Linked DNA regions of Homo sapiens: regions 2, 3 and 4 are each linked to region 1. A link is a loop called in an ENCODE intact Hi-C map of the cell type or tissue named here. Cell type or tissue: mammary epithelial cell. All regions are shown on one strand. Region 1 overlaps LOC112267962 (a long non-coding RNA gene). Region 2 has its middle 640 kb from the start of BCKDHB. Region 3 overlaps BCKDHB (branched chain keto acid dehydrogenase E1 subunit beta). Region 4 overlaps BCKDHB (branched chain keto acid dehydrogenase E1 subunit beta).

Region 1 (8,000 bases):
TTCCATGGAACCTTTTTCCATCTTTTCAAAAAGAATTCCCTTGGCCAATTCTGGCATCTCTCAGGAAACTACAAGCCAGGGTAAAGCAGGAGCCTGCTGTAACACTTCATTCTTATGTGTCATTTAAAAGGCATGCACTCTTTGTGTGATTCCAATAACACTGGACATACTGAGAATGGGGGTTATGTTAGGACCCCATAAATGATGCTTCATCTCATCATTTAGGCTTGATAAACAAAGGAATGCTGTGAAAGAGAGGAGTTATATTTTAGAATGAGGTATCCCAGTTTTTCAATAAGTTGAAGAAAACTTCAAGCCTACAATCAAAAAGACAAGAAATAGTCTATAAAATAACACCCTTACTTTAAAAAAATTGAGGTTCTTTTTGCAGAAGTGATATTTGGGAAGGCTGTCTATGATCTGTTAGTATATGAAGTACTTCTATAAAAATGAGAGAGGCCTCTAAGACCCCAACTAAAGGAAACGCCTCGAAGTTATCATGATATAGATTTTATTAGGGAATATTTTGGGGTATAGTATATCAGTTTAAGCCTAAAGAACTACCTGTGATTGGTAGGGCTATAAGGTGTGCCTGCTAGGGAGTATTAGAGAAGAGACTGAAACTCCTCCTGGGTAAAACTACAGCAAAATTGAATTGAGACACACAGGTTTGGTTCAAGGACTACAAAATAAAAGGCAAGACAAAATTATTGGGCAGTACAATGTCAGTCACTCATATTCCCCTTACTTCAGAGCTTGCAGATTCATGACCAAATACCAGAATGGTATTGACCAAATACCAGAATAGCATTGACTGAAGAACAAGTAAAACCAAGGGCGACCAGCACAGATATACAGAACACAAGACAACTACAGCGCTGGGGTTAATCTCATCCCCCACAGCAGGAGATACTGGTGACTAATGCTAAGACTTCGTTGACACATTTGGCAGTCAGCACTAGCAGCCTGGGAACAGACACTGTTCCTTCTAGAATCATCTCCATAGGGTGGCATTGGCAGCAAAGCTGCTGTTTTTTATACCAGAAGGCAGGAGACATATTACACTGGCATATGATAAAAGATAGAGAAAATCGAGCATAGGATGCCACTGGGTAGTTAAAAGGCTAAATTTTCTGATTGTAGATGACATACATCTTAAGAATGCTATAATTATTTAATAAAAATGTAAGGGTAATCCAGAGTTCTCACATGGTGAATAGGAGCATGGCCAGAGAAATACCAGTTTGCAGCAATCATAATGTTCTATTTTTATCCCCATGCTGGTGTGGCCTGAGAATCAAGAATTACATAAGAAAGGATTGCATAATATTTAAACTGCTTGTATTGGAATGAAGTGCTGGCTGGCCATGGTAGTCTTTATAAACAATGGAAAATCTCTTTTAATCAAATTGGCTTAGGTTTGGTCCATTGTAAGAGGTTGTGAATTTGATAACCGGTCAAGGTCATCTCCCTAATCACCATGAATGTCCTCAAGAATACTGCATTATTTTCATCTGATTTCCAAAGATCAGGGCACTTTGGCTTATTCTTAGTTAAGATTTATTATTTCCAAGCTGTGTATTCTAGAGTATAATTTTAAAAATCATTCAAAACTACCATAATGATCATCTACTTGAGTATTTTTAATACCAACAAATAATTTTCATAAAGATAGTCCACATTTTTATAACATGCCAGGCTTTTTCAGTTTCTCCATTTGATTATTGGACCCTATAAGAAGAGCAGATGAGAAAAAATTTGCTGAACTGGCCAAGGATAAGCAATTACTGAATGATAAAGTTGGGTCTATACAACTGACATGTCTGGGCTGCTAATTCAAGCCAGCTCACTGAACCACACCACTCCACCTTCTCTTCAGCACTTTCTCCCAATCCGTGAATCACTTCAACAAACTCAAACATTACCCATATTCACACAACCAAAAATCTAAAACAATGGACTTCTTTAAACTGCTATTACCAAGAAGCATGAGACAGTTAAATCTTCCTAAAGGTTTAATTCTTTTAAAATACAAGGTGCTTTTAGACTTTGAGTTTTCAAACTTTACTTTTTTAGTGTCTTTCATGAAATGAATGCCAACATTGGTTTATTTGTTTCTCTTCTGGATGTTCTTACAAAACACTTGGTGGAGCGTTTTCTTCTCCAAGCTGTAATGCTGTTCTTTCCACAGCATAATCCAACCACCCAGCCAGAGGACAGAAAAGGTGTCCCACACAGAGTTCCAGTTACTCTGTGAATTTATGCCTTTGGCACAAGGAATAACCACATTATGTTAAAAATTTTCTACAGAGTAGAAATAGATAATAGAAGAAACGATTTTTATGACAGATAGATTGTTTCTTCCTAGGGAAGGCAAATATTATATTGTTGATCAGTCATACAGACACACACAATGTGTCCAATCTACTTCCTCATAAAATAATTTTAATAGTCTCAATCAAAGGACTCTTCATATGACATGTTTTTAATGATCAATTGAAACAACTAAATCTAATATAATTCTACCTAATATTAGAAATTACAAGTGATGAGAATGCCCGCCGTGCTATGATATCTGGAAATTCCCAGAGTTTGTGTTATATTTCATTAGTGTAACAATTTATACAAGCCCAACACAAAAGAAACAAAATTGTCTTCTCTTTAAAAATGAAATATGCTATAAATCCTTCTTTTTCTTGATATCCTTTAGCAGAGGAATAAAATGATTCATATTAAACTCATATTAGCTTTGCATCATCACATATTTTTATTATTTTTTGCTTCTTTACTTCCCTTGTGGCAATACTTTAATATAACTTTATTGAATTTAGGGGACACTTTTGGAAACAAGATATGATACATCCAAGAAAACTTTATACTGAATTCATCTGAAGAATGCAAGAAATGACATTCTTAAAGCTTTGCAAAGGGTGCCGTAAATCATACATGAGTCTTTGGCAATCATCATGATTATATTTGACAAAATTGTCTAAGCCCAAATATCCAGGATAATGAGAAGCTCCTTTGACCTATAATCTTTAAAAGACATTTCATATGAAAATATGAACACATATTATGTATAGTATATGTGTTAAATGTGTACACATAGATACTTGCATGTATATATATTTTAAAACATTATTTTCCGAGTGACCATCTCTGTGATATTCCTGATTGTATAGAAAATATACATTGATTCTGAATGTAGTAAAAACTCCATTATAGTGTGAAAAAATCTCTTGAAAGATTTCAGATAACACCAAACATAGCAGAAATTTATTAATATCATTTACCTAAGCAACAGTTAGAAAGCTAAATTTTTTATTCATTCAAAATCTCTTTGCCTTACTTCCTAAGCCACCTAGAAGCCTAGAATTTTAGTCCTAGATTTTGAACAGCAGATTTTAAGGTTTCCACTCAAAATTGGGGAAAGAAATCCTTCACGTAGAATCTTTTAGAACTGGTTTTACAGACACATGGTAATTATATGGCAGAATTTCTACCTTGGGATTAAAGGAATATATTTTTAAAGTATAGCCTAGCTTTAGACAGCAACCATCAAGGAAGGTCCGCAAGCAGAAACAGAAAAACTTTAATATCTCTTTTGCTCCCTCTGCTGGTTGGTTTCATAGAATGAAGAGTGGGTGCTTTGAACTCTCCTTTTTGCCAGCCCCATTATCAGCCTCAAAAATGCTAATATATTTTAATTTTTCCCAGACTTTAAGGATTTGGGTATCAGGACTTCTCTAGTTGATTAATGCTGTAATTGAGTTGTTGGATCTCTACTTGTTTGAAGTATAAATGACTAGATAGGAGAACATGAATATGGAAGTTCCATTAGATTAACAGTCCAACAGTTATTGAGCATGACTCAGAAGGGAACATATGACATCCTCGTCTTAAAGTAATATGATCTCAAGGAAGAAAAAGACACACGTATATAATATTACCCAACAAAGAGGCAGTATATAATTCAGGACTAAATTGTATGGTATCAACTGCATGTTCAAAGATTTGAAAAAATTCATAAACAAGAGGCAGGAGTTGGGCTGAAACTCAAAAATGACTGTTATAGAACACAAACTCAAAAGCAATAGGAGTAGTTGTTGAAGGAGCAAGATACAGTGTGATCAATAATATGCTGATTTAAAATACAGAATATTGTGTTTTAAAAAACACTGTAATTAAACAAAAAAAATAAAAAAAACACTGTAACTGTGGAGTGTAAATGACTTGTATCTTAAACAGAAAGACTAAAAGATGAGTCAATCAAAAATAATAACTACAAGAGCTTTTCAAGACCAGGGACAGCACAATCAGATATAAATAGAAAGATCAAAAAGTTAAAAGGCAGAGGGACAAAATTAAAGTGTGGCATTGTTATTAGTTCTCTCTTTGCTTTTTGTTAGTATGCTTGTTTCTTTATGCCATCAGTGTTAAGTTGTCATCAGTTTAAAATAATGGGTTATAAGATATTATTTTCAAGCCTCAGGATAATCTCAAATAAAAAACATACAACAGATACACACACACAAAAAGCAAGAAATTAAAACATAACACCAGAGAAAACCACCTTCACTAAAAGGAAGACAGGAAGGAAAGAAAGAAGAAAGAGAAAGTCCACAAAACAACCAGGAAACTACAAATAACAGAAGTCCTGACTTACCGATAATAACATTGAACGTAAATCGACTAAATTATCCAGTAAAGAGATCAAGTGGCTAAATTGATTTTTTAACAAAGACTTAGTGATCTGTTGATTGCGAGAAACACGCTTCACCTACAAATACAAACAGACTGAAAATAAATGGATAGAAAAAGAGATTCCACTCCAATGGAAAGCAAAAAAGCACAGGAGTAGATATGCTTATATCAGACAAAATTGATTTTAAGGCCAAAACTCCAAAAAAAGAAAACAAAGGTCATTATATAATGATAAAGTGATCAATTCAGCAAGAGGATATAACAATTTTAAGTATTTATTCACCCAACATTGGAGCAGCCAGATATATAAAGCAAATGTTATTAAAGATAAAGTAAGAGATAGACCTAAATACAGTAATAGCTAGAGACTTCAACAGTCCTCTTTCAGCATTGGACAGACCTCCCAGACAGAAAATCACAAAGAAACGTGGGACTTAATCTGCACCTAGACCAAATGAACCTAATAGATATTTACAGAACATTTCATCCAACAGCTGCAGAATACATATTCATCTCCTCAGCACATGGGTCATTCTCAAGGATAGACCATATGTTAGGTCACAAAATAAGTCTTAAATCATTCCAAAAAATTGAAATTACATCAAGTATCTTCTCTTTCCACAATGGAATAAAACTAGAAATGAACAACAAGAGGAATTTTGGAAACTATACAAACACATGGAAATTAAAAAACATGCTCCTGAATAACCAGTGGGTCAATGAAGAAATTCAGAAGAAAGTTGAAAAATGTCTTGGAACAAATGAAAATAGGAACACAACATATTGAAACCTGTGGGATACAGCAGAGGGAGTACTAAGGGGGAGTTTATAGCTATAAGCACCTTCATCAAAAAAGTAGAAAAATATCAAATAACCTAATGATTCATGTTAACCAGAAAAGCAAGAACAAACTGAAGCCAAAATTAGTAAAAGAAAAGAAATAATAAATATCACAGAATAAATAAATGATACTGAAATGAAGAAAACAATACAAACATAAAAGAAACAAAAAAAATGTTTTTTGCAAAATTAAAGTCAACAAAACTTTGGTTAGACCAATGAAGAAAAAAGGGAGAATATCTAAATAAAATCAGAGATGAATAAGGAGACATTACAAATGACACCACAGAAATTCAAAGGATCGTTAGTGGCAATTATGAACAACTATATCCCAATGAACTGGAAAGCTTAGCAGAAATAGACAAATTCCTAGACACATACAACCTGCCAAGACTGAACCATGAAGAAATCCCAAACCTGAAGAGATCAATAACAACTAATGAGATTGAAGTCATAGTAAGAAGTATCCCAGCAGAGAAAAGCCCGGGACCCAAGGGTTTCACTGCTGAATTTTACCGAACATTTAAAAAAGAATTAATACCAGTACTACTCAAATTATTTCAAAAAATAGAAGAGGAGGGAATATTTTCAAACTCATTCTATGAGGCCAGTATTACCCTGATAGCAAAACCGACAAAGACAAATTTTAAAAAGACAACTACAGGCAAGCATTCTTGATAAACATTGATGAAAAAATCCTCAACAAAATACTAGCAAACCTAATTTAACAACACATTTATAAGATGATTCATTGTGATCAAGTAGGATTTATCTCAGGGATGCAAGGATGGTACACCATATGCAAGTCAATCAATGTGATACATTGTATCAACAGAATGAAGGACAAAACCCATATGATCATTTCAATTAATGCTGAAAAAGAATTTGATAAAGTTCAACATGCCTTCGTGATCAAAACCGTCAAAAAAGTGGGTATAAAAAAAACATGCCTCAACACAATAGAAGCCATATTTAACAGGCCCAGTATCATACTGAATGGAAAAAAAAAAACTGAAAGCCTTTCCTCTAATATCTGGAAGATGAAAAGAATGCCCATTTTCACCACTGTTATTCGACATAGTACTGGAAGCCCTAGCTTGAGCAATTAGACAAGAGAAAGAAACAAAAGACAATCAAGTTGAAAAGGAAGAAATCAAATTATCCTTATTTGCAGATGATATGATCTTATATTTGGAAAAACCTAAAGACTCCACCAAAAAAAAACTATTAGAACTAATAAACAAACTCAGTAAGTTGAAGGATACAAAATCAATATCTAAAAATCAGTAGCATTTCTATGTGATAACAGCAAACAATCTAAAAAAGAAATTAAAAAAGTAATCCCAATTACAATAGCTACAAATAAAATAAAATATTAACGAATTAATTTAATTAAAGAAATAAAAGATTTCTATAATGAAAACTATAAAACACTGATGAAATAAATTGAAGACACACTAAAAAATGGAAACATATTCATTCCGTGTTCATGAATTGGAAGGATCAATATTGTTAAAATGTCTACACTACCTAAAACAATCCACAGATTATATGCAATCTCTACCAAAATATCAATGACATTCTTCACAGGAATAGAAAAACAAATCCTTAAATTTATATGGAGCCACAAAAGACCCACAATAACCAAAGCTCTCCTGAGCAGAAATAAACAACACTGGGGGTATATTACCTGACTTCAAATTATACCACAGAGGTATAGTAACCAAAACAGCATGATATTCACATGAAAACAAACACATAAATCAATGGAATAAAATAGACAACCCAGAAGCCAATCCATACATCTATAGTGAACTCATTTTCAACAAAGATGCCAAGAACACTGGGGAAAGGTCAGTGTCTTCAATAAATGGTGCCGATGGTGCTGGGAAAACTGGATATCCATATGCAGAATGATGAAACTGGACTCCTATCTCTTGTCATACACAAAGATCAAATCCAAATGGATTAAAGACATGTCTAACACCTTAGCCTATGAAACTCTCCAAAAAAAAAATTGGGGAAATTCTACAGGGCATTGGACTTGGCAAAGATTTCTTGAGACCACACAAGGACAGGCAATCAAAGCAAAAATAGACAAATGGGATCACATCAAGTTAAAAACCTTCTTCACAGCAAAGGATACAATCAACTAAGTGAAGAGACAACCCACAGAATGGGAGAAAATATTTGCAAACTACCCATCTGACAGGGCTTAATAACCAGAATATATAAAGAGCTCAAACAACTGTTTAGGAAAAAAATCTAATAATCTGATTAAAATGGGCAAAAGATTTGAACAGACATTTCTCAAAGAAGGCATGCAAATAGTAAGAAGTTGTATGAAAAGGTGCTCAGCATCATTGATCATCAGAGAAATGCACATCAAAACTACAATGTGACATCTCACCCCAGTTAAAATGACTTTTATCCAAAACACAGGTAATAACAAATCC
Region 2 (8,000 bases), 140 kb before region 1:
AGCTCTTTTAGGGCAGGCCTGGTGGTGACAAAATCTCTCAGCATTTGCTTGTCTGTAAACTGTTTTATTTCTCCTTCACTTATGAAGCTTAGTTTGGCTGGATATGAAATTCTGGGTTGAAAATTCTTTTCTTTAAGAATGTTGAATATTGGCCCCCACACTCTTCTGGCTTGTAGAGTTTCTGCTGAGAGATCCACTGTTAGTCTGATGGGCTTCCCTTTGTGGGTAACCCGACCTTTCTCTCTGGCTGCCCTTAACATTGTTTCCTTCATTTCAATTTTGGTGAATCTGACAAGTATGTGTCCTGGAGTTGCTCTTCTCGAGGAGTATCTTTGTGGCATTCTCTGTATTTCCTGAAACTGAATGTTGGCCTGCCTTGCTAGATTGGGGAAATTCTCCTGGATAATATCCTGCAGAGTGTTTTCCAACTTGGTTCCATTCTCCCCGTCACTTTCAGGTACACCAATCAGACATAGATTTGGTCTTTTCATATAGTCCCATATTTCTTGGAGGCTTTGTTCATTTCTTTTTATTCTTTTTTCTCTAAACTTCCCTTCTCGCTTCATTTCATTCACTTCATCTTCCATCACTGATACCCTTTCTTGCAGTTGATCGCATCGTCTCCTGAGGCTTCTGCATTCTTCACATAGTTCTCAAGGCACCCCCCAGTAGGGGCAGACTGACACTTCACATGGCCGGGTACTCCTCTGAGACAAAACTTCCAGAGGAACGATCAGACAGCAGCATCCGCGGTTCACGAAAAACCACTGTTCTGCAAACACCGCTGCTGATACCCAGGCAAACAAGGTCTGGAGTGGACCTCTAGCAAACTCCAACAGACCTGCAGCTGAGGGTCCTGTCTGTTAGAAGGAAAACTAACAAACAGAAAGGACGTCCACACCAAAAACCCATCTGTACATCACCATCAACAGACCAAAAGTAGATAAAACCACAAAGATGGGGAAAAAACAGAGCAGAAAAACTGGAAACTCTAAAAAGCAGAGCACCTCTCCTCCTCCAAAGGAACGCAGTTCCTCACCAGCAATGGAACAAAGCTGGACGGAGAATGACTTTGACGAGTTGAGAGAAGAAGGCTTCAGATGATCAAAGTACGAACTTCAGGAGGAAATTCTAATCAAAGGCAAAGAAGTTAAAAACTTTGAAAAAAATTTAGATGAATATATAACTAGAATAACCAATACAGAGAAGTGCTTAAAGGAGCTGATGGAGCTGAAAGTCAAGGCTCGAGAACTACTGTTTTTCTCTTGCAGCATATTGACCTTCAAATTTTCCTTAGTCCTAAAGTCTTCATGCCTCTGTGCCTACATGTTCACTGGCCTCTGCTTCTGTTTTTATGTTGATCCTTCTGTTGAATGTCCTTCTTTACGGGTCGCCATAAATTTTGTCATGGGATTTCTTTACCAAATGCTTATGACAAGTACCTTAAATGCAAAGATTTGAGAAGATCCTATAATCTAAACTATAGAGACTTAGTTACAGTATGCCAAATTGAAGAAATAAGCACCTTTCTTATTTAGATAATTTATATAAAAATAATTATGTCTCATGAAATTTTACCAACATGGTCTTAGAGAGCAAAAGTAGGTATATCTGATGTAATTGAGTCAAACTGGGTAAGTGAGAGAGAACCCTGGAAGGAATATCCAGATGTTTTCAAATTTCATATAATGAGTAGCAGATTTTTTTCCTCTTGTCTCTGAAGAGAGTGGTCCTGATGATCTTCAGAAGCAGCCAGTATAAATGATGTAGTAAAGTGTCTGTGTTGTATTAATTTTGTCAAATCATCAAAAATAGCCAAGTTTTTTTTTAATAAAACTGCATTCTCTTAAACCTATCAAAATTATGTACTTTTTCCTATGATTTCCATGGGCCTTGAAGTTTTCAAATTCATGTAGTCCTTAATAAAATTGTAAAAATATATTTATAACTTTTAAATATCAATTCTAGATAATAGGTTTTCACTAAATAATATAAACAACAGAAGGAGTATATTTTGTATATTTCTAAATCTTCACCTACACAAGTCAGTATGTTCTATACAAAAGGAAAATCCAGGCACAGTGACTCATGCCTGTAGTTCCAGCACTTTGGGAGCCTGAGATGGGAGGATTGCCTGAAGCCAGGAGTTCAAGGCCAGCTTAGAAAACATAGTAAGACCCCATCTCTACAAAAATTAACAACAACAACAACAACAACAAAAAACAGCCAGGCATGTTGGCACACACCTGTAATCCCACCTACTAGGGAGGCTGACATGGGAGGATCAATTGAGCCCACGTGTTGAAGGCCACAGTGAGCCACGATGATGCTACTGTACTCTAGCCTGGGCAACAGCAATACCCCTACTCAAATTAATTAATTAATTTAATAAATAATTTTTTAAAACCAAAGAGAACATTGGTTAATCTCATGACTCATTGTATGACAATCTTTTAAGAGAGCTACTATATGTATTCTGTCCTTCCAAAGAAATAATATTTACCTTTCTCTGTGGCAGCCACGATAGTATAACATTAGTATTAAGACTATTATAAAGTTAGTTTTTTGTTTTGTTTTGTTCTGTTCTGTTGTTTGTTTTATTTTGAAATGGAGTCTTGCTCTGTTTCCCAGGCTGGAGTGCAGTGGCACTATCTCTGCTCAGTGCAACCTCTACCTCCTGGGTTCAAGTGATTCTTGTGCCTCAGCCTCCCAAGTAACTGGGATTACAGGTGTGCACCATCACACTGAACTAATTTGGGGCATTTTTAGTAGAAATGGGGTTTCACCATATTGGCCAGGCTGGTCTTGGACTCCTGACCTTAATGATCCACCTGCCTCAGCCTCCCACAGTGCTGGGATTACAGAAAAGTAACTATTAATTTCATAACAAGTTTATATATAAAGAACATTTGACTTAAATCCTAAATAATTTTGAACTAGGCATCAGTCACAAGACCATGCTGACTTGGTGACTTACTTATGAGATCTAGAGTCATATAACATATCTGACCTTCATCCTTTTGCTGTGTAAAATAAAGATAATCCAATTTCCACTGGGATGAGGGGATTAAATAATATATCATTTATGACTAACCCAATAATTAGCATATACTAGATTGTCAGTAAATTTTGGTTTCTTCCCTTCCATTCAAAAAAGGAAAACAGATGCGAAGGTGATGCAATGAAATCCTCAGTAGCTCAGAATGATTATGTTCATGGGATGTTGAGCAAGCAAAAGGGTCCAAGTCAGGCTCCATTGTCTTCACTCACAATACCAACTAATTATTCAGTTGAAATATGAAAAGTCCGGTCAGCCAACATGTTTCGTTTCTAAATATTAACATGCTTGGTTATACACAATAACAACAGCTTCTTGTTTAGGACTTCACTCCACCCAAAACCCCAGTTAGAGTTCTAGAAATAGAAAGTATCTGGGGACCAGACATGGATACATTGGTGAAAACTCAGTAAATTCCACTCATTGGTGAAAACTCAGTAAAGGTGTTTATGGTGATGGGTCAGCGCCATCTATGTGTGAGAAAAATAACATGTTTCTTGGTGACTGATCTTTTTCAATAAAGAGACTGTTTTGGTGTTAAGAGGAAATGACGCCACAGTCTACTGGTTAGGTTCTGAGCCATTTAGCTCCTACAAAGGCCCTAGTTGACCTATTAACTTCAATTTTCTAAGCCAATAGTTTAGATTAGATATATAGTTAGACTAGGCATATAGAACAAATTTTTGAAAACACCTACACTATGCTGAAAAATGCTTTTAAAATAAAGAATAAAAAACTTTGGATTGGTTGGCATAGACAGATATTTATATCCCATCTAAAAGACTAGTAAATCATACTTATATAAAAAGAAAAATATAAATATTTTCCTACTATATTAGTAAATAAAAGAGTTTTAACGTTCGTAATCTTTATTACTGTAGTAAATCACAACATGAGATCTATCCTTTTCACAAATTTACAAATGTACAAAACATGATGTACAAATGTACAAAACATTATGGCTTACTACAGACATAATGTTTGTACATCAGATTATTAGAGCTTAATTATCTTACTTAACTGAAACTTTATGCCTTTAGATAAGTAACTCAACTCCCCATTTCCTTTGCCCCAAGCCCTTGGCAAGCACTATTGTGCTACTTTTTGATTCTGTGAATTTGACTATTTTAGATACCCCATGTAAGTGGAACAATGCAGTTTTTGTCTTTCTGTCCCTGGCTATTTTCACTTAGCTTAATGTCCTCAAGATTCGACCATGTTGAAATATATTGCTAGGTCTCTTTCCGTTTTAAGGCTGAATAGTATATCATTATGTGTCTATCACATTTTTAATCCATTAAACAGTCAATGAGCAGGTAGTTTTTCCATCTTGGCTATTATTAATAGTGCTGAAATGAAATAAACATGGGAGTGCCAATATGTTTTTGGGATCCTGATTTTAATTATTTTGAATAAACACTCTGAAGTGAGATTTCCAGACCACATCAAAGTTCTATGTTTAACTTTTGGTGAATCTCCATACTATTTTCTACACTGGCTGCTATATTTTGCATTCCCATAAGCAGAAGGCAAGGGTTCCAATTTTTCCATGTCCTTGCCAACACTCGTCTTTTGTTCTTTGGTAATAACCATCCTGGCAGGTGTGAGGTGATATTATTGTAATTTTTTTGCATTTCTGTAATAATTAGTGATGATGATAATTTTTGTACACCTCTTGGCCACTTATATGTCTTCTTTAGAGAAAAGTCTGCTATCTTTTAAGCATCCCAATTACAATAAGGAAGATCACCAATGATATTTCCTAACTTCAGGTGGAAAACCACCTTAAACTGTAATTTGTAAATTAAAGTGAAGCAAAAATACTGAGAAGTCTCCCCAATTATGGAAACAATTAATATTATTAGCATCCAAGAAATCTGTATTTTTAGTTCTGATCACATCAAATCCTCAGAGGTCAGAGGTGAATACTTACTCCTTTATAATTTGGATATTCTTTATTTCTTTCTCTTGCATAATTTCTCTGGCTAGGACTTCCAGTATTATTTGAATGAGAGTTGTGAGAGTGAGTATCCTTGTTTTGTTCCAGTTCTTAGAAGAAAAGCTTTGAGCTTTTCTCCATTCAATAAGATGTTACCTGTGGATTTGTCATACATGGCCTTTACGGTGTTGAAGTATTTTTATCCATACCTAATTTATTAAGTGTTTTATCATAAAGAGATATTGAAGCTTATCAAAACCTTATTCTCCATCTATTGAGATTATCATATGATTTTTGTCCTTCATTCTATAGATGTGATGTATGATGTTTATTAATTTGCATATGTTGAACATCTTGCAGATGTCATGATCTTATATATAATAAAACCTAAAAACTTTACCAAAAACCTCTTAGAACTGAGAAACAAATTCAGTAAAGTTGCAGGATACAAAATTGACATACAAAAATCAGTAGTGTTTCTATACATGAACAATGTACTAGCTGAAAAAGAAATCCAGAAGGTAATCCCATTTAGAATAGCTACCTCCAAAAAATAATATATCTAGCAATACATTTAACCAAGGAGGTGAAAGAACTCTACGTGGAAAACTACAAAACACTAATGAAAGAAACTGAACAGAATACAAAAAATAGGAGGACATTCTATACTCATGGATTGAAAGAATTAATATTATTAAAATGACAATACACTCAAATTCATCTAGAGAGTCAACACAATTCCTATCAAAATACCCATGACATCCTTCACAGATGCAGAAAACAATTCTAAAACATGAATGGAACCACGAAAGACCCCAAATAACCAAAGCAATCCTGAACAAAAATAACAAAGTTGGAGGTATCACACTACTAGACCTCAAAACATACTACAAATGTGTTGTAACCAAAACAACATGGTACTGGCATAAAAACAGACACATAGATGAATGGAACAGAATAGAGAATCCAAAAATTAATCAGCTTATCTACAGCCAACTAATGTTTGACAAAGGTGCCAAGAATACTCATTTACAAAAGGAAATCTCTTAAATAAATGGTACTGGGAGAACTGGATAGTCACATGCTGAAGAATTAAACTGGACTTCCACCTCTCAACCTATACAAAAATCAACTCAAAATGGATCAAAGGACTAAATGTGAAATCCAAAATGGTAAAATTACTAAAAGAAGACATAGAGGAAACACTTCAGGATATTAGTCTGGGAAAACATTTTATTAATAAGACCTCGAAAACACAGGCAACAAAAGCAAAAACAAAAACAACGGGATTATATCAAACTAAGAAGCTCTGCACAGCAAAGGAAATAATCAACAGAGTGAAAAGAAAACCTAAAAAGTGGAAGAAAATATTTGCAAACTACTCATCCTACAGAGGATTAATATCCATCCAGAACAGACAAGGAACTCAAACATCTCAACTGAAAAAAAAAAGGAATAAAAATAGGCAAATGATCTGAATAGACCTTTCTCAAAAAACAGACATAAAAATGGCCAACAGCTATATGAAAATCAAGTCATCAGAGAAGGGAAAATCAAAACCACACTGACATATCATCTTACTCCAGTTAGAATGGCTATTATCAAAGAAAAAAATAATTAATGCTGGCGAGGATGTGGAAGAAAGAGAGCCTTTAAAGGCTGTTGGTGGGAATACATAGTACAACCACTATGGAGAACAGTATGAAGGTTCCTCAAAAACTACAAATAGAATTAACATATGATCCAGCAATCTCACTACTGAGAATGATCAAAAGGAAATCATTATATCAAAGAGACATCTGTGCCCCAATGTTTATTGCAGCACTATTCACAATAACCAAGATATGGAATCAACCTAGGTGTCCAGCAACAGCTGAACGAATAAAGAAAATGTGGTATATATACGTAAGGGAATACAAATTATTCAGTAATACGAAATAATGAAATCCTATAATTCACAGCAACATGGCTAGAACTGGAGAATGTTATGTTAAGTGAAATAAACCAGTAGTAAAAAATTAAATACTGCATGTTTTCACTTATATGTGAAAGCTAAAAAAAATTGATCTTCTAGAAGTAAAAAGTACAACAGAAGATATTAAAGACTGAGAAGGGTATGGGGAAAGGAGAGATAGGCAGATATTTATTGAAGGATAAAAAATTACAGCTAGATAGTAAGAATAAGTTAGTGTTCTACAGCATTGTAGTCTGACTATAGTTAACAGTAATGTATTATTAGTTTTAAATAGCTCAAAAGAGGATATGGAATGTTCCCAACACAGAGAAATGATAAACGTTCAAGATAATGGATATGCTAATTATCCTAATTTAATTACTATATGTTTTATGTGTGAAAATATCACTGTGAACCATGTGAATATGTATGATTATTTTTTATCAACCAGAAAATAAAATTAAAAAAATATAAACCCTTTGTATACTGCCATCCACATCATAGGTGACTCAGGTCAAAAATTGGCTTTTGTTGAACATGATATATTTTTATTCTTGCTGTATCAGGGTCTTTGGTTTGACTAAATCTAAAAAATACAATATAGAACTGATATATTCCAACACTTAATATAGTATTGTAACAAAAAGAAAGCATTTTAAAATAAATTTAAGTCAAGAATCCACTTAGACATTTTTATTCCTGGATGGAATGATCCTTTTATCCTAAAGACTTTACATGAGTAACTTTCATAGAACAGACAATTGATAACCTCAGTACTGAAAAAAAAAAAAAAGGAAGGAAGGAAAGGGAAGGGAAGGAAGGGAGGGAGGGACAGAGAGAGGGAGGGAATGCAACAAAAAAGGAGCGAATTTTGGTTTTAGAACCATAATTTGACTTCTTTTATATATTATGGAATTTTTTCTTTGTCCATATGTTAGAGATGATACTAATATACAGTCATGCACAACAATGTTTTGGTCAATGACAGACATATACAATGGTGAGCCCATTAGATAATGGAGCTACCCTATACAGGCATACCCATATTT
Region 3 (8,000 bases), 470 kb after region 1:
ATTTTGGTACGGACAGTTATTTGGTGGGGCTGCCCTGTGCATGTTTAGCAGCATTCTAGGTCTCCATCCACCAGATTCTAGTGGTACCCCCCAAGGTATGACAACCAAAAATATCTCTAGACATTGCCAAAATCACCAGCAGTTGAAAACCACTAGACTAGATATACCCTCCATTTCTCCCCAGCTCTGATATCCTACAAAATATATTAAATATCTTATTTTCTTAAATGGTATTTGTTAAGCCACTGGTCAACAAGCCAACAGTGAGAATACTGTGAGAGGCGGAAGGACTGCTTGAGCCCAAGAGTTCAAGGCTGCAGTGAAGTATGATTGTACCACCACACTCCAGTATAGGAAATAGAGCAAGACCCTGACTCTTAAACAAATAAATAGAGAAATAAATAAATAGTGCTGACAGGCTGAGAAATTCTTATCTAGTCTATATCCACGTCATATAGAACTAAAGTTCTGAGAGGTCAGTGTTATAAATTAGAGAAAGTAAAATACAGTGACCGTTTGTACCCATTCTAATTTTAGTAGTGTCTAAAATCCTTATTTGGAAAAATCACAAAAGGTCATCAAAGTAATAAATAAGAAAAACTAAAGTAAATGAAGCATGCATCAATATTTCCATTCCATTTTCTATGCTAACTCATTCAGCTGGATTTTTTAAATGAGATAAAAAGAAAGGCATATTGCTGCATCATATGGAAATTCTAATTTTTTGAGGAACTACCGTACTGTTTTCCACTGTGGCTGTGTCGCTTTACATTCCCACCAACAATGCACAATGATTCCAATTTCATCCTCAGCAACACTTGTTATTTCCTGTTTTCTTGATAACAGCCATCCTAATGAGTACGAAGTGGTATTCCACTGGGATACTGACTTGCATTTCCTAATAATTGATGATGTTGAGCATCTTTTCACTGGTAATTTATATACTGGTAATTTATATATAAATTATCAATTTGGGAGAAATGTCTATGCAAGTCCTTTGCTTATTTTTTTAATTGATTGGGGTTTTTTTTGTAGAGTTTTAGAAGTTCTCCATATATTCTGGATATTAATCTCTTATCTGATACATGATTTGCAAGTATTTTCTCCCATTCTGTGAACTGCCTTTTTTCCCTGTTAATAGTGTCCTTCAAAGTACATATTTTTAATTTCGATGCAGTCCAATTTATCTATTTTTATTGTTGCCTATACCTTTAGAGCCATATTTAAAAAGTCATTATCAAATCCAATTTCACGAAGCTTTTCCCCTACATTTTCTTCTAAGAGTTTTATAGTTTTACATTTAAGTCTGTGATCTATTTTGAGTTCATTTTTGTATATGGTGTTAAATAAAGGTCCAAATTCATTCTTTTGCATGTGAATATCCAGTTTTCCCAGCATCATTTGTTGAAAAGACTGTCCTTTCCCCTGTTGAATGGTATTGGCATCATTGTCAAAAATTAATGACTAGATATTCAAGGGTTTATTTCTGGGTTCTCTATTCTATTCCATTCATCAATGTTTGTCTTTTTGCCACTGTCACACCGTTTTGATAACTACAGCTTTGCAGTAAGTTTTGAAAAAAAGAACTGTGAGTCCTCCAACTTTGTTCTTCTGAATTAAAAAAGCAGTGACACTACCAAATATTTGCACATCAGTATTTATAGCAGTCTTAGGACACAATAGGCAAAAGGCAGAAGCAACCCAAACATCCATCAACAAATGAATGGATAAACAAAATGTAGTATATGCATACAACACAATATTATGCAGCCTTAAAAAGGGAGGAAACTTTGACACATGCTGAAACATCAATAAACCTTGAGGACATTATTATAAATGAATAAGGCAGTCACAAAAGGACAAATACTAAATGATTCCACTCACATAAGGAACAGTCAAATTCATAGAGATAGAAAGTAGAATGGGTTCTTGCCAGGGACTGTTGGAGAGAAAATGGGGAGTTATTGTTAGATGGTTATAGTGTTTCAGTTTTGTAAGATGAAAAAAGTTCTGGTGATGGATGGTGGTAATAATTGCACCACAACGTGAATGTACTTAATAACACTGAACTGTAAAAATGGTTAAAACAGTAAATGTTATATATATTTGACCATAATTTTTAGAAATAAATTAATGTTTGTGAAAAAAGCACTGTGGGGAAAAAAAGGCATATTAAACATGTTCATCTAGTTCTGCCAACATGTGCACCTTTGGAAAACAAAAGAACTTTGTAATATCAAGAGCAATTTAAAGCTACTAACAATCCTTTAAAAATATTTTTAATAAATATATTAGGAAACCAGATTTACACCAACTTATTAATACCTGTTTTCACTCCAAATTCCTGTTAGACATCTCACAATCTATATCTGGTATTCAATCTGCTTGTATGTCATAAATATGTATACTTCAATAGGGGAAATAAATCCTCTACATATTCAATTTCCCTAAGGAATTTTCCTGAATTTTATCCTGTTTTTTTCTTCCATAAAATTAGTTTCAACAACCCAGAAACCAAACCCCCATCTCACAGATTGCCATTCTACAATGGAACCCTGACACTAAATCCAAGAGTATGAGTATCACCCAAATAACCCGTTCTTTGCAACAAGAACATATAATGGAAGATCACTTTCTCTGTTAAAGACATTAATTTCATAATTCACAAAAAATATATAAGAGAGCAAAGATTTTGCTAACACCCCTAAATTTAAAACTTATGCTGGAAAAGCAGCCAAGTGTGGTGGCTCACACCTATAATCCCAGCACTTTGGGAGGCCAAGGCTGGCGGATCACTTGAGGTCAGGAGGTCGAGACCAGCCTGGCCAACATGATGAAACCCCATCTCTACTAAAAATACAAAAATCAGCCAGGCATAGTGGTGTATGCCTATTATCCCAGCTACTCAGAGGCTGAGGCACAAGAATCACTTGAACCTGGGGAATGGAAGTTGCAGTGAGCTGAGATCTCGCCACTGCACTCCAGCCTGGGTGACAGAGTGAGACTCCAACTCAAATAAATAAATAAATAAATAAATAAAATAAAACAAAACGCTGGAAAAGGGACATCTTAAGAAAAAATTAAATTAAATGCCTAAGGTACCCCATGGTTCCAAAATGCTATAACAACTATATTCAAAAAAACCTCTAAATGTAAAGGGAATCAAAGCATGAAAAAACTGTGTTCCTCTTTTTAAAAACAAATAAAACCATAAAGCTTACCTAAATGTATGCTCTGGAAGAATCCCAGAGGACCACCTAGTCCTTTCCCTTCAATTTACTGATGAGGATACTGAGGCCCAAAGTCAACTCCCAAATATTGATATATTATAGACAAAAACTTGCCTTCACCGCATGCCTGTCCTAGTTTTCCAACCTGACTTCAGTGTATTAAAGTATCTGGTTATACAATTTCAGTGATGTTTACATAAGAAAACAAGTAAGTGGTTATATTAGTTTTCCCAAGCTGCTATGACAGGCCACACCTGTGGTGTAAAGGAATGGATACAGTAATGGAAAAACATCAAGTCCCATGAAAAGGCACATGTTTAGGCCTGTAGACTAATTCAGGAGGTCCTCAGCTATTCCTTTCCTCACCTAAATTTCCTCCAATAAGTGGGCCAAATATACACTAAGAACCACAACCAGGCAAGTTATATCAGTATAGAATAATGTTACAAACATACCTTAAACCTGACACACCAAAATCTTATTTTAATAACACACACACACACATACACTCTTTCTCTTTCTCTCTCTCTCAGAGAATGACAATACGAATGGATTTTTTATATGCCATGAGGAATCTGTCTCATTACTTATATGAATGAAAGCATGTGTGACACCAGGCACAGTGGCTCACGCCTGTAATCCCAGCACTTTGGGAGGCCAAGGGAGGCAGATCACCTGAGGTCAGGAGTTCGAGACCAGCCTAGCCAACATGATGAAACCCCGTCTCTACTAAAAATACAAAAATTAGCCAGGTGTGGTGGTGGGCACCTGTAGTCCCAGCTACTTGGGAGGCTGAGGCAGGAGAATTGCTTGAACCTGGGAGAGAGAGGTTACAGTGAGCCGTGATCGCATTACTGCACTCCAGCCTGGGTGACAGAGCAAGACTCTGTCTTAAAAAAAAAAGAAAGAAAGAAAGCATGTGTGGCATTCAACATAAAATCACACATACCCTACAAATCAACTACCTTTAACTGCCCTCTCCCACTCCCTGCTTCCCCAGAGGTCCAGCTGTTGCTCCTAATCAATACATCTCATTACGTACAGTGGTTAAAGCTGCCATTTGGAATGCAATGTTGATGAGGACATACTATTTTCTTTCTTCTAATTTTCAAAGCACTCATACTATTTTGTTCTATCAAAGGACAAGGAAGAGAAGCAGTTTAGTGGTACTAAATCCACACTCATCTGGATCGTCTGGAATACAAAATGCTCTATGCCTCTCTTCCTTTTCTTATAGCATTGCCTCTAATTATGCAATTCCTTCTTTGTCATATCAAGTAGTATTCAGCTTTACAACGTATGTCAGTAACCCACAATCCTTCAAATTCCGCCTTCTGATGGAATATAAAATGCTTTGCAGCAGTTCAAGTGCTGGCACAATGCCAACAGGGATGTTCTCATTTCAAAGGGTAGGCTGCCACCTGCTGACTTGATCCTTTCCCACTCAACATTCAGCACTCCCCAGAAAGCGAACTGATCTGGCACAAGGGTTTTCTTTGCTATGTCATTTAATGCAGTGTGACTTGATTGTTATATTGAACTATATCAACATAATCTTTTAGTTATTTTAAATACAAATTATCCTTTAAAAATCCTAAGCAGACAGTTATGCTTCTGTATAGCTAAAAATTCCTGCCCTATATTCAAAAGGGCAGATAATTTTTTAAGTATATGTTACTTTTTAAATATGCAAGAAAAATGTATTTTAATATATTTCTCTTCACCCTTTCCTTTATTCTTCACTTCTGAAAACAGAAGCTCACTTACTCTCATTAGAAAGTATCAGCGATTTAATTTTTCATCTTGATCAACATCCTCAACCTGAAATTAATAAAGTGTAACTTCACTGCCCTAAAACTATTGTAAAAATTCACAGCAGCTGCTGACAATAAAGCTAAAAGAGTTACTTAGCCATTAGTTAGCTCAGCCTCCTGCCATGACAGGAAACATAAATTTGCAGGTACCCTCTAAGAGCACTGGACTTTTTCAAGTTAAGAGTTAGTTTCTCCCCATTTTAACCTATTTTTTAAGGAAAATAAAATCAGACCAACCTAAATAATTAATGTGAGAGAGGGAAATCCCCTTCCTGAGACAGTAGGACACTGTCTAAGTGAGAGCAAAGGGTAAATTCACTCAACAGCACGCACTTCATAAATACTGCCTGATACAATATTAGGTCCTAGGGATCCATTCTGTGGAACAGCTTAAAGATCTGCTGCCTTTGACAACTTTCTGGTGGGAGTTATGGATTACAGTACAACTTTCAAGATTTAAAAGGTGCAGCGTGAATAGTGATAAAGAACTGCCTGAGTCTGCTTGGAGGGTCCGGAAGAGTTTCACAGGGGAATCTTCTGAAGAAGAAATAGGAGTCTACCAGGTAATCAGACAGGGTAGAGAGACCCAGATAGCAAGTGCAAAGGAAGAGAGAAGAAAAAACAACAGGGGGCTTAAGAGAAACAACCAGTAACTCAACATTAGTTTTAATAAAAATTTTAAAAAGCTCAAGTTCCTAGGTCTGTAGAGTAAAAACTAAAAAATAGATAAAATAAATAAAATAAAAATAAAAGCAGATGAGGTCAGGTAGCTACCTAAGTAGTTCTCAAAGTCTTTGGTAGCCAGGCGCAGTGGCTCATGCCTGTAATCCCAGCACTTAGGGAGGCCGAGGCAGGTGGATCACAAGGTCAGGAGTTTGAGACCAGCCTGACCAACACAGTGAAATTCCATCTCTACTAAAAATACAAAAATTAGCAGGGCATGGTGGTATGCGGCTGTAGTCCCAGCTACTCAGGAGGCTGAGGCAGGAGAATCACTTGAACCCAGGAAGCAGAGGCTGCAGTGAGCCAAGATCGCACCACTGCACTCCAGCCTGGGCGATAGAGCGAGACTCCATCTCAAAAAAAAAAAAAAGTATTTTGTATGTCCTGCTAAGAAATATGCATGTTAAAATCATCACACTGGCAACAAGATAGGGAATGGATTGGAGGGAGGGTAAGACTAAAGGAGTGGTGACTGCTAAGAAAAGAAATAAAACTCTGCAGGCAGAGAAAAATGAAAGATCTTAAGTATCAGGGCAGTAAGAATGGAAAGGAGGGGCCAGATTAGATATAATTATACAACTTCACTGGATGTGGGGAACTAGAAAGAAGGAAGACACTTAGAATTTCCCCAGTGTCTGGCTTAGGTAACTAAATGGATGGTGATATATTCACCAAAATAGGAAATGCACTAGGAGGCATATATTTGCTGGGTGCATGTAGCAGCCTTAGGTGTGGAAATGCTGAGTTTGAAGTGACTGTGGAACACTGAGGTGAAGATGTGCAGTAGAAACTGAATACACAGATCTGAAGCTCAGAACGGAAGTCTGAACTAGAGACAGAAATTCAGGAGTCACCAGTGTATGAGCAGCAGATGGCATCGATAAAATGCCCCAGACAGAAGGGGTAAGCAGAGTGTTATGGATGAGAACCTGGGCAGACAGGCAGCAGAGGACTCAACAGCCTACACAAACCCCTAGATTTTTTGGGAGGAATAAATGAAGCAGTACATGTAATACACTCAGAACAGTACCTGACGCAGTGAGTTGAATAAATATTAGCTATTCAGAAAGCACATGGCATGCTACTACACTGAGTCAGGCAAGATGGAATTGTGAGGTCTAGACACTGCTCCACAGCATAGTTATACTGGATACAGAGAAGACTCAGTTACAGAAGTATAATTCTGTGTTTGAAATATTAGTTAATATATACAAACATATTCAAATACAGTCTAGAAGTATATATACCAAGACGTGTACAGTGGTTATCTCCAAGTTATCTCTGAAAACATGAGCAATTTTTATTTTCTTTATGCTTTTCTATATTTTCCAAATTTTCTACAATGTATATGCATTACTTTTGAAATCAAATGTGTAAAGATTTTTAACTGTTTATTAAAGATCTAAAAGTTTGTAGCAGGAGTCTAAATGATCAGGAAAAATAATCTTTTGCCCAACTACCTCAAGCTCTAAGCAGGTATTAGAAGTAGGAGAAAGCAGACGGACTGGATCCAGAAACTCAACCTGCTATAAATGGAAAAGAAAAGACTAAGCTGGAAGTTCCCAATAAGTGAGATGGAACATGTATGGGTTCTTGGATTTAAGTATAACATAACCTCAGAAAGAGTGGAACAGAAAAAGAGACAACAATTTAAAAAAAAATTTTAAAGACCCTCACTCCTCTTGCCCCGTATGAATACACAAGCAATATAGAGCAATGCCAAAGGAAAGAAGAGAGGGAGATATCAGCTCCTGCCAGCCCTCACGTGAACTGCTTTGCTGAATTCTAAATCAGGTAAGACTAAGACAAAAAATAAAATGTCAAAAGCATTTCAAAGGTATCCCTAACAATAGGAGGTCAAAACACATTCCTTACACTGCAAGTCAGAAGAGTGGGAATTCAAAGATGGACCAAAATGCATTCTGATTATTTTAACTGAGTCAAATGAAATTAATAAAAGCAATGGGCAGAAATCAATCACATGCCAATTAAAGACATCAGCTGGGATAAAACATGTAAGAAGGATAATGTGATGGTTCATTATATGTCAACTTGACCAGGCTATGGCACCCAATTATTAATATTTGGTCAAACACAGGTGTAGAAGTTGTTGTGAAGGTATTTTTTAGATGTGATTAGCGTTTAAATCAGTAGATTTTGAATAAAGCAGATTACCTTTTATAATGTGGGTAGGCTTCATACAATCAATTTAAGGCCTTAAGAGAAAAGACTG
Region 4 (8,000 bases), 390 kb after region 1:
ACCCTGGGTGCGGTGGCTTATGCCTGTAATTCCAGCACTTTGGGAGGCCGAGGTGTGTGGATCACCCGAAGTCAGGAGTTTGAGACCAGACTGACCAACATGGTGAAATCCCGTCTCTACTAAAAAATACAAAATTAGTGGTGCATCGTGGTGCATGCCTGCAATCCCAGCTACTTGGGAGTCTGAGGCAGGAGAATAGCTTGAACCCAGGAGGCAGAGGTTGCAGTGAGCTGAGATCACACCATGCACTCCAGCCTGCGTGACAAGAGCAAGACCCTGTCTCCAAAAAAAGAAAAAAAAAAAAAGAGTAAATTCCAAAAAAGAATATGAGTGATCTTCAAGATATTTTAAAGGCTTGTCTTGATTTTTCAAAGAGAAAATGAAAGGTAATTAAAACTAAAAAATCCAAAAGGATCTAAAAGAATGCCACAGCCCAAATATGAAACATTCAGAATGTGGCAAGACATTGAACAGTTAATGCACTAATTTAAAAGGCAAACCATTTGATCTAGATGCCAAGAGAATCTCCTTTTAGGGTCCCAAAGACCAAGCACTGGACCTCAAGTGAAAAATAAAATCTTACCCCCAACAGTGGTGAAAAATATTTGTTATCATAATAATATTAACAGTGTGTACTGCTTTTCAACTTTTAAAATCAAGGGTTTAATTATTTCATTTCGGTTATAAAACAATGTAATGTTCTCAGTCTTGGCAATGTAAAAATAATCAGCTGACAGAAAATGGGAATTGGAAGGGAGGAAAGAACAGTGGATATAGGAGTAGAGGGCATTAACATCATCTTCTTACATAGTGAGAGGTCAAAAGATTCTAAGCAAAGTTAATGGAGTAAGATATAGAAATTAAAATAAATTACAATAAAGAGGTAATCAGTAGAAAAAATAAAATACAGGTAATATCATAACTCAAAACTGAGGAAATATGAGATGAAGACAGCAGGGAATGCAAGCCCACTAAACTGTTATGTGTCATAGTGGTGAATAAATTATGTTAAAATTTATAAATCAAAAGTTACAGACATTGAAACACACACATACGTGTGCGTGTATACACCTATATGCATGTGTGTGCATGAGTGCATGTGCGTGTGGTAGGCTTCTGATTCCTGAAAAATCTAAAACTTTTTAACATATTCTCCACATTTTGATAGTTCTCCTAATTATGAATTCCACTTTCCCAAGGTAGAATATAAAAAAACTATGTTTTCCAGCCTCCATTATAGCCAAGATAAAGATGTGACCCAGGCTCCACCGACAAAACCTAACTCAGCAGTGAAACACATGAGGGAATGGACTGAGCAAGGAAAAGTCCATTTTCCTGGCACAAGTATGAAATGTGTTTCCAGTGAGAAGTGGCGGCAACCAACCTAGTCGTGTTGGCATATGTACAATCTGCCCCAGCACATTGTTTTATGCCACTTAGGAACAAAGCAAAACGCAAAGCAGAGCCACAGCGCTGACTCAAGCCTCAGAGAAATATAGTACCATGCACTATGTCTCTTGGCTCAGGCTGGCCCATCTGCTCTGATTTAGAAGTGTTTATTACATCTTTCTCCCCAACTTTGATGCATTTGCCCTGAACTCCATAAATCAACAGGCTCAATCCTTCCTGACTCTGGTTAAAAACCCTTCTTCGCTCTAGTTACCAAGCTGTTTTAAGTGGTTTGCTACACGCACTTTTTCTTTCCATAAACCCTGTTATTTTTAGTGAGCATGCATGGAGAATCCAATTTACTCTGCAGAAATGTATATACTCCATTATAGCAGAAATATCTGTGCAATGTATTGCTAGAGATATGGAAGTGGCCTTCAGAAGAATAAAATACAGAAATGGTTAAAAGTGGCTGTGTTTAGGGAGTAGGGGCAGGGAAGGAAGATGATACTTTGCATTATAAGCTCCATTGTACTGTGTGTTTTAGTGCTATGTTAATGGATTGCTTGAATTTTTAAATCTCTTCTGCCACATTCAAAAAAGAAAAAGGAAAGGGAAATACAGAAAAAACTGTAATGATATGATCACAATGCCAAATATAGAATATTAAAAGATAAACTTGAGATGTGAAATAGTTATGTAAGAAACTATATAACTTAATTAAACACATAAAAGAAAATATAAACACGTAAAGAAACAAACCAAGTTCCTAGAAGAAAAAAATGAAAGCACAGAAAGTACGTGTTTGGAAAGATTGACTATTCATGGCTGGTAAGAGTAGCCCCAGTTTTGTTTTGTTTTTTTCTTTTTTCTTTTTGAGATGGAATTTCACTCTTGCTGCCCAGGCTGGAGTACAATGGCACAGTCTCGGCTCACTGCAACCTCTGCCTCCCGGGTTCAAGAGTTTCTCTGCCCCAGCCTCCCGAGTAGCTGGGATTATAGGTGCCAGCCACCATGCCCAGCAATTTTTGTATTTTTAGTAGAGGTGGGGTTTCACCATGTTGGTCAGGCTGGTCTCAAACTCCTGACCTCAAGTGATCCACCCGCCTCAGGCTCAGTGCTAGGATTACAGGAGTGAGCCACCATAGCTGGCCCCAGTTTTGGAATAAACTAGAAAAGTAATATCCTTTTGTTAAACCTTTGTACATCACAGTTTCAATAAATTTTTAAGTTAAATTATCACTGCTCAGCACTGCAAAGCCAGGGTGTTATAATAGAAAAGATAAGAAATTCTTAACGATTACAGAATAAATACAATTTCGTAAAAAAAGCACCAGTTTAATGGGAGAGAGTTAAACGCCATCAAAGAAAGAACAGAAAGTCAACACATTTAGATTTCTTGTATTACACCTAAAATGTTAAACTAAGAACATAATGTACCTATAATCTTTTTTCATTATGAAATGAGGTAACGGATTTCTTTCTTTTCACTGCTATTCGTAACAGTGAAAGCAAACAGTTTAAACAAAATGAAAACTTGAGTCAAACTCAAATAATTTAAGTGTATAAGAGGACACCAAAAACACATCAGGTGGGATGTGAAATGGAACAATATAATTATATAATTTAATCTTGCTTTCTCCAGTTCCATGTGGAAGGAAAAAAAATGCTAAATGAAAGAAAATATGGTAGTGTGATTTACAAGGTGTATACAGGTCACATTTGCCCACCTGTAAAACACATATCTTTATATTATAAAGGTGGGCAAATGTGAAAGAAAATTCCTGACATATGATAAAATATGTTCTAAGCTGACATTTAGAAGCATTTGATCAGCAAAACTCTCAAGTGACAATTTTTATTATCCAGCAACCTGGGTTGAAGCCAGTGCTGTCCCCCACTGGCTGTAAGCTGCTCCACCTTCCCCAAACCTCAGTTTTCTTCCCTATAAAATAATGACACTGATGTCTAATTAGAAGAACTGTTTGAATACAAAAGGAAACATGCATAACATATGTAGTTTTAACTTTTTTAATTTACCATTTACCAGGAACTAAGTCCTATTATGTAAGATACATTGGCCGGGCACGGTGGCTCACGTCTGTAATCCCAGCACTTTGGGAGGCCGAGGTAGGCGGATCACGAGGTCAGGAGATCAAGACCATCCTGGCCAACATGGTGAAACCCTGTCTGTACTAAAATACAAAAAATTAGACGGGCATGGTGGTGCACGCCTGTAGTTCCAGCTACTCAGGAGGCTGAGGCAGGAGAATGGCTTGAACCCCAGAGGCGGAGATTGCAGTGTGGAGATCGTGCCACTGCACTCCAGACTGGTGGCACGGCGAGACTCCGTCTCAAAAAAACAAAAAGTATATATATATAACATTAGGTCAGAACCCATAGTTATTATTTTAATCTTCTTTAAAATGTACCTAAAATGTAAATCATAATAAAAATAGACCCCATGGCATGACTGATAATCTCAGTGTATTTTCTTCCTAGAGGATTTACCAGTTCTTTAATTTCTTTCACTGAAAAACCAAATGCCACGTTATTTTTCAGATGGTTCAACAAATATTTACTGAGCATCTACTATATTCTAAACTCTTCAGGACTCTTGCAGATATAGCAATGAACATAATACACAAAATTCCCTGCCCTCATGGGACTTAAAGGAAGTGGCCAAGGGCTGTCAGGCAGGACAATCAATGTAGTAGCCACATCCCAATATAGCATCCAACAGCCTAGAACTTGTTCCAATTAGTACAACAACTAACTAGTTGTGATCATGACAAAGAAAATCCTACAGGAAGAATGACTTGGCAGGAGGGACCAACTTTCAAATTGTCAGCCATCCTGTTTTGGAACAGAGAAACAAACTATTCTCATCTGAGAGGAGGGCACCGCCCTACCTGTTTTCTCTGCAAGGTCAAACCATATCCAAAATAATTCCAAACTCACACAAAATGAGACCATTTTTCCCTATGCCTAAGGAAAAGCATTTAAGTCTAACAGATCTTTGAATCATTTCTTAGTTTTTTTTTATATTAGAGGCTTATTATAAGCATGAAAGAAATACACATAATTTTTAACATATGACTTAAAATGACTTTATTATAGTCTACCCTCAGAAATATAAACTACTCTCAACAATTAAACACAACATGTAACAAGAATAATTTTAAACCCATATATCCTTGTACGGTCAAGAAGACATATAATTTTACCTAGCAATAGTCTTTGATTACATTTTTAACTAAAGGTTTAGAGAAAAAGAAGAGAGAAAATAATTCTAATTTGTTGTTTTCAATTCACGAGATCATCAGTTATTCTGATATATAAGCTAAACCATTTAGGTTACATTATAATAATGCCCTAGAATAAAACTACTGTCATACTATTTATTCAGAATTATAACATATGTTTAATTTACAATGGCAGAGCCAGGCCCCGCTGTGGAAACCTAGTGGTATTAACCATGAAACTTGGCCTAAGAGAGGCCTCTAGTGGTTATAGGTAGTTACTAGCTCCCTTTCCATCCCAACCCCTCAACTGTTTGAGAATGTTCTTGATTTCATTAACTCACTTTCTGTCCCCCTCTGCTCCCCTCAAACAGACACAGCCTCAAACAAAATAGCTAGTATTCAGTCACGGAATTATTCACTTAAGTTCAAGTAACCAATTTTTAAAATGTATATTTTAACTGGCAATACTTAAATATTAGAGATTCTCTATAGACAAATTCTTCAACTTCTCCATAAAACCAGTTTAAAGCTATTCAGTCTAACAAATCAGAATTAAATTTCCAATTTAATCTATGGGTCTTCAGAACATCTTCTGCACCATTCACAAATACTTGGTGATTAACACCCAGGTGCAAATGCAAAGAGTAAACAAACTTGGTCCTTCATCCAATTACTAAGGTTTGACTCCTTCCCCATTCCAGCTCTACAATTTCCCTTTCCTTTTTTGCTGAAGACCTCTGCTCCCTGATCGTCTCCATTCCCACTAACTCTGCCAGCCTTAGTGCCTGTCCTGCTATTATCCAGTTCCCCCAGTGAAGTCTTCTATAGCAAGAATGGAAATAATTGGGGTGAAAGGATGGGAGGAAAGAATGCTAAATCTAAGAACACTGAGCCCTCCCTCCCAGCTACTGTCACTCCCTCATGCCACAGCTGAATTACTTCTAGCTCCTTTCCCCTAAGGCCTTATCCTGCTCCTATGATAGACTACCCCTAAAATATCTTGAGACTAGAGATGCCCAATATGTACCCAAAGAACAACTATTCATTTCTATGAGTATGTCTTCATCTTCTACTACATAACCTATGTTTAAAAGAGAAAAGAAAGGGAAAGCAGGAAAAAGAGCTGGAGAGAAAAATGGAGGGAACAGAAATGAAGATATTTTCTCTATCATTTTCTAATTTTGTTAAAATTAAAAAAAAAAAAACAAAAAAAAACACTTCCCAAGAACTTCAAAAAGGTAGGAGATTGCTTTGGGCAGAGAGTGAGGGGGAGGGAAGACTGGGAGACAGTATCTTGTAACAGGGTGTATTTGAACAGAGAAGAACCCTCATCTAAAGCAGTGCACAGTGGCTGTGATGGCTACGAAATTCAGGACAGACCCAGTTTTAAAAGCTGCTATACAAATAGTAACTCCCATCTATTCAGAAAATGTAATTATCCATAAAACTCATGTCTTAGAAATTAAGAATAACTGAAGTTTACTGTACAGTCAATTTCACTTTGCCTTTCAAAGTAGATAAATTGTTCCTATTCTAATAAGAATTCAAATAAATAATTTCTATATGCCATTATGAAACATAGACAACCATTAAGAAAAGTCAAATGCAAGGTCAAAGCAAAACTTAAAACTTTTAAATAAATATTTCAATTTAGAATAAACTAATGTATTTATTCATAGAATACTGTTCTAAAGTTACTTTTTAAACTTTTTTATGAGCACCAAGAAGAAGCACCAAATTGAAAACATTTTAATATTACAACAGTTTTCATAGCATTGTTAAACTTTCTCTTGCTAATATTTATTACTTTTCAGCAAGTATTTATTGAGCACCAATCCTATCACAGTCATTGTTGCAGGTACTGGGAATTTTTGAACCAAAAGACAAAAATTTCTGCTGTCACAGAACTTGGAAGAAAGATCAACAATGTAAATAACAAGAGTACGTAACATTTTAGCTCATGCTAATCACTACAGAGAAGAGGAAAGAAGGAAAAGGTGAAAGGAAGTCTTGATAGGATTCAGTATCACATAAGCTGGTCAAGGAAGGCCTTAATGGTATTTGAGTAGTGCCTAACAGAATGATGTTGCAGGAAGTCAGGGAACCCGAATGGAGGGGCCAGCTGGAGCTGTGGCACAGGAACATAAATTGTGAAGATTTCATGGACATTTATCAGTTCCCAAATAATACTTTTATAATTTCTTACACCTGTCTTTACTTTAATCTCTTAATCCTGTTATCTTCGTAAACTGAGGATATATGTCACCTCAGGACCACTCTGATAATTATGTTAACTGTATAAATTGATTGTAAAACATGTGTGTTTGAACAATATGAAATCAGGGCACCTGAAAAGGAACAGAATAACAGTGATTTTTAGGGAACAAGGGAAGACAACCATAAGGTCTGACCACCTGCGGGGTCGGGCAAAAAGAGCCACATTTTTCTTCTTGCAGAGAGCCTATAAATGGACATGCAAGTAGGAGAGATATCGCTAAATTCTTTTAAGGAATATTAATATTAATACCCTGGGAAAGGAATGCATTCCTGGGGGAAGGTCTAAAACAGCCACTCTGGGAATGTCTGTCTTATGCAGTTGAGATAAGGACTGAGATACGCCCTGGTCTCCTGCAGTACCCTCAGGCTTATCAGGGTGGGGAAAAACTCCGCCCTGGTAAATTTGTGGTCAGACCGGTTCTCTGCTCTTGAACCCCGTTTTCTGTTGTTTAAGATGCTTATCAAGACAACAGGTGCACTGCTGAACATAGACCCTTATCAGTAGTTCTGCTTTTGCCCTTTGCCTTGTGATCTTTGTTGGACCCTTGTCAGTGGTTCTGCTTTTTCCCTTTGTCCTGTTCCCTCAGAAGCATGTGCTCTTTGTTAGACCCTTATTAGTAGTTCTGCTTTTTGCCTTTTGAAGCATGTGATCTTTGTATCTACTCCCTGTTTTACACCCCCTCCCCTTTTGAAGCCCTTAATAAATAAAAAACTTGCTGATTTGAGGCTCAGGTGGGCATCACAGTCCTACTGATATGTGATGTCACCCCCGGTGGCCCAGCTGTAAAAGTCCTCTCTTTGTACTCTTTCTCTTTATTTCTCAGCCAGCCAACACTTATGGAAAATAGAAAGAATCTATGTTGAAATGTTGGGGGCAGGTTCCCCTGATAGAATAACAGAGTGAATGAAGGGGCTTGCTGGAGAAAGAACATTTTCTAAAGGGTGGATGGGTGGTAGGAGGTGGAAAGCGATGAAATCAGGTAAATTCTTGTAGGCCATGGTAAGGAATTTGACTTCTCTCTCAATGGGAAATCACTGAGGCTTTTTGAAACTAGAAGGAACATGATATGACTCAGATTAAAAGTATCA

The links. Hi-C counts contacts between places; a loop is a spot of excess contacts. Peaks named below come from ENCODE experiments on the same cell type or tissue, not always from the same donor. Only the 100,000 strongest peaks of a DNase experiment are listed, where the experiment ranks them.
Region 2: a loop joins it to region 1, with 8 times the contacts of the local background. A loop is called at or near these places in 6 of 110 quality-filtered maps.
Region 3: it touches region 1 in a loop (4-fold over the local background); 5 of 110 quality-filtered maps call a loop at or near these places.
Region 4: it touches region 1 in a loop (19-fold over the local background); 22 of 110 quality-filtered maps call a loop at or near these places.

What each region holds. Positions count from the first base shown.
Region 1 is chr6:80,601,218-80,609,217 of GRCh38, reverse strand. All of the region lies in intron 2 of LOC112267962 (a long non-coding RNA gene), which reads right to left. Among named protein-coding and RNA genes, the nearest start is that of BCKDHB, 500 kb to the right of the region's middle. In mammary epithelial cell, a CTCF peak has its summit at 3,620 (motif pointing left); DNase peaks (open chromatin) are centred at 937, 1,267 and 3,847; H3K27ac peaks cover 2,256 bases.
Region 2 is chr6:80,738,215-80,746,214 of GRCh38, reverse strand. No RefSeq gene overlaps it. Among named protein-coding and RNA genes, the nearest start is that of BCKDHB, 640 kb to the right of the region's middle. In mammary epithelial cell, a CTCF peak has its summit at 3,505; no DNase peak of the experiment used is centred here.
Region 3 is chr6:80,129,784-80,137,783 of GRCh38, reverse strand. The region is part of intron 3 of BCKDHB (branched chain keto acid dehydrogenase E1 subunit beta); the gene reads right to left. Among named protein-coding and RNA genes, the nearest start is that of BCKDHB, 27 kb to the right of the region's middle. In mammary epithelial cell, a CTCF peak has its summit at 4,658 (motif pointing left); no DNase peak of the experiment used is centred here.
Region 4 is chr6:80,211,508-80,219,507 of GRCh38, reverse strand. The region is part of intron 8 of BCKDHB (branched chain keto acid dehydrogenase E1 subunit beta); the gene reads right to left. Among named protein-coding and RNA genes, the nearest start is that of BCKDHB, 110 kb to the right of the region's middle. RefSeq lists a silencer at 7,222-7,416. In mammary epithelial cell, a CTCF peak has its summit at 4,899 (motif pointing left); no DNase peak of the experiment used is centred here.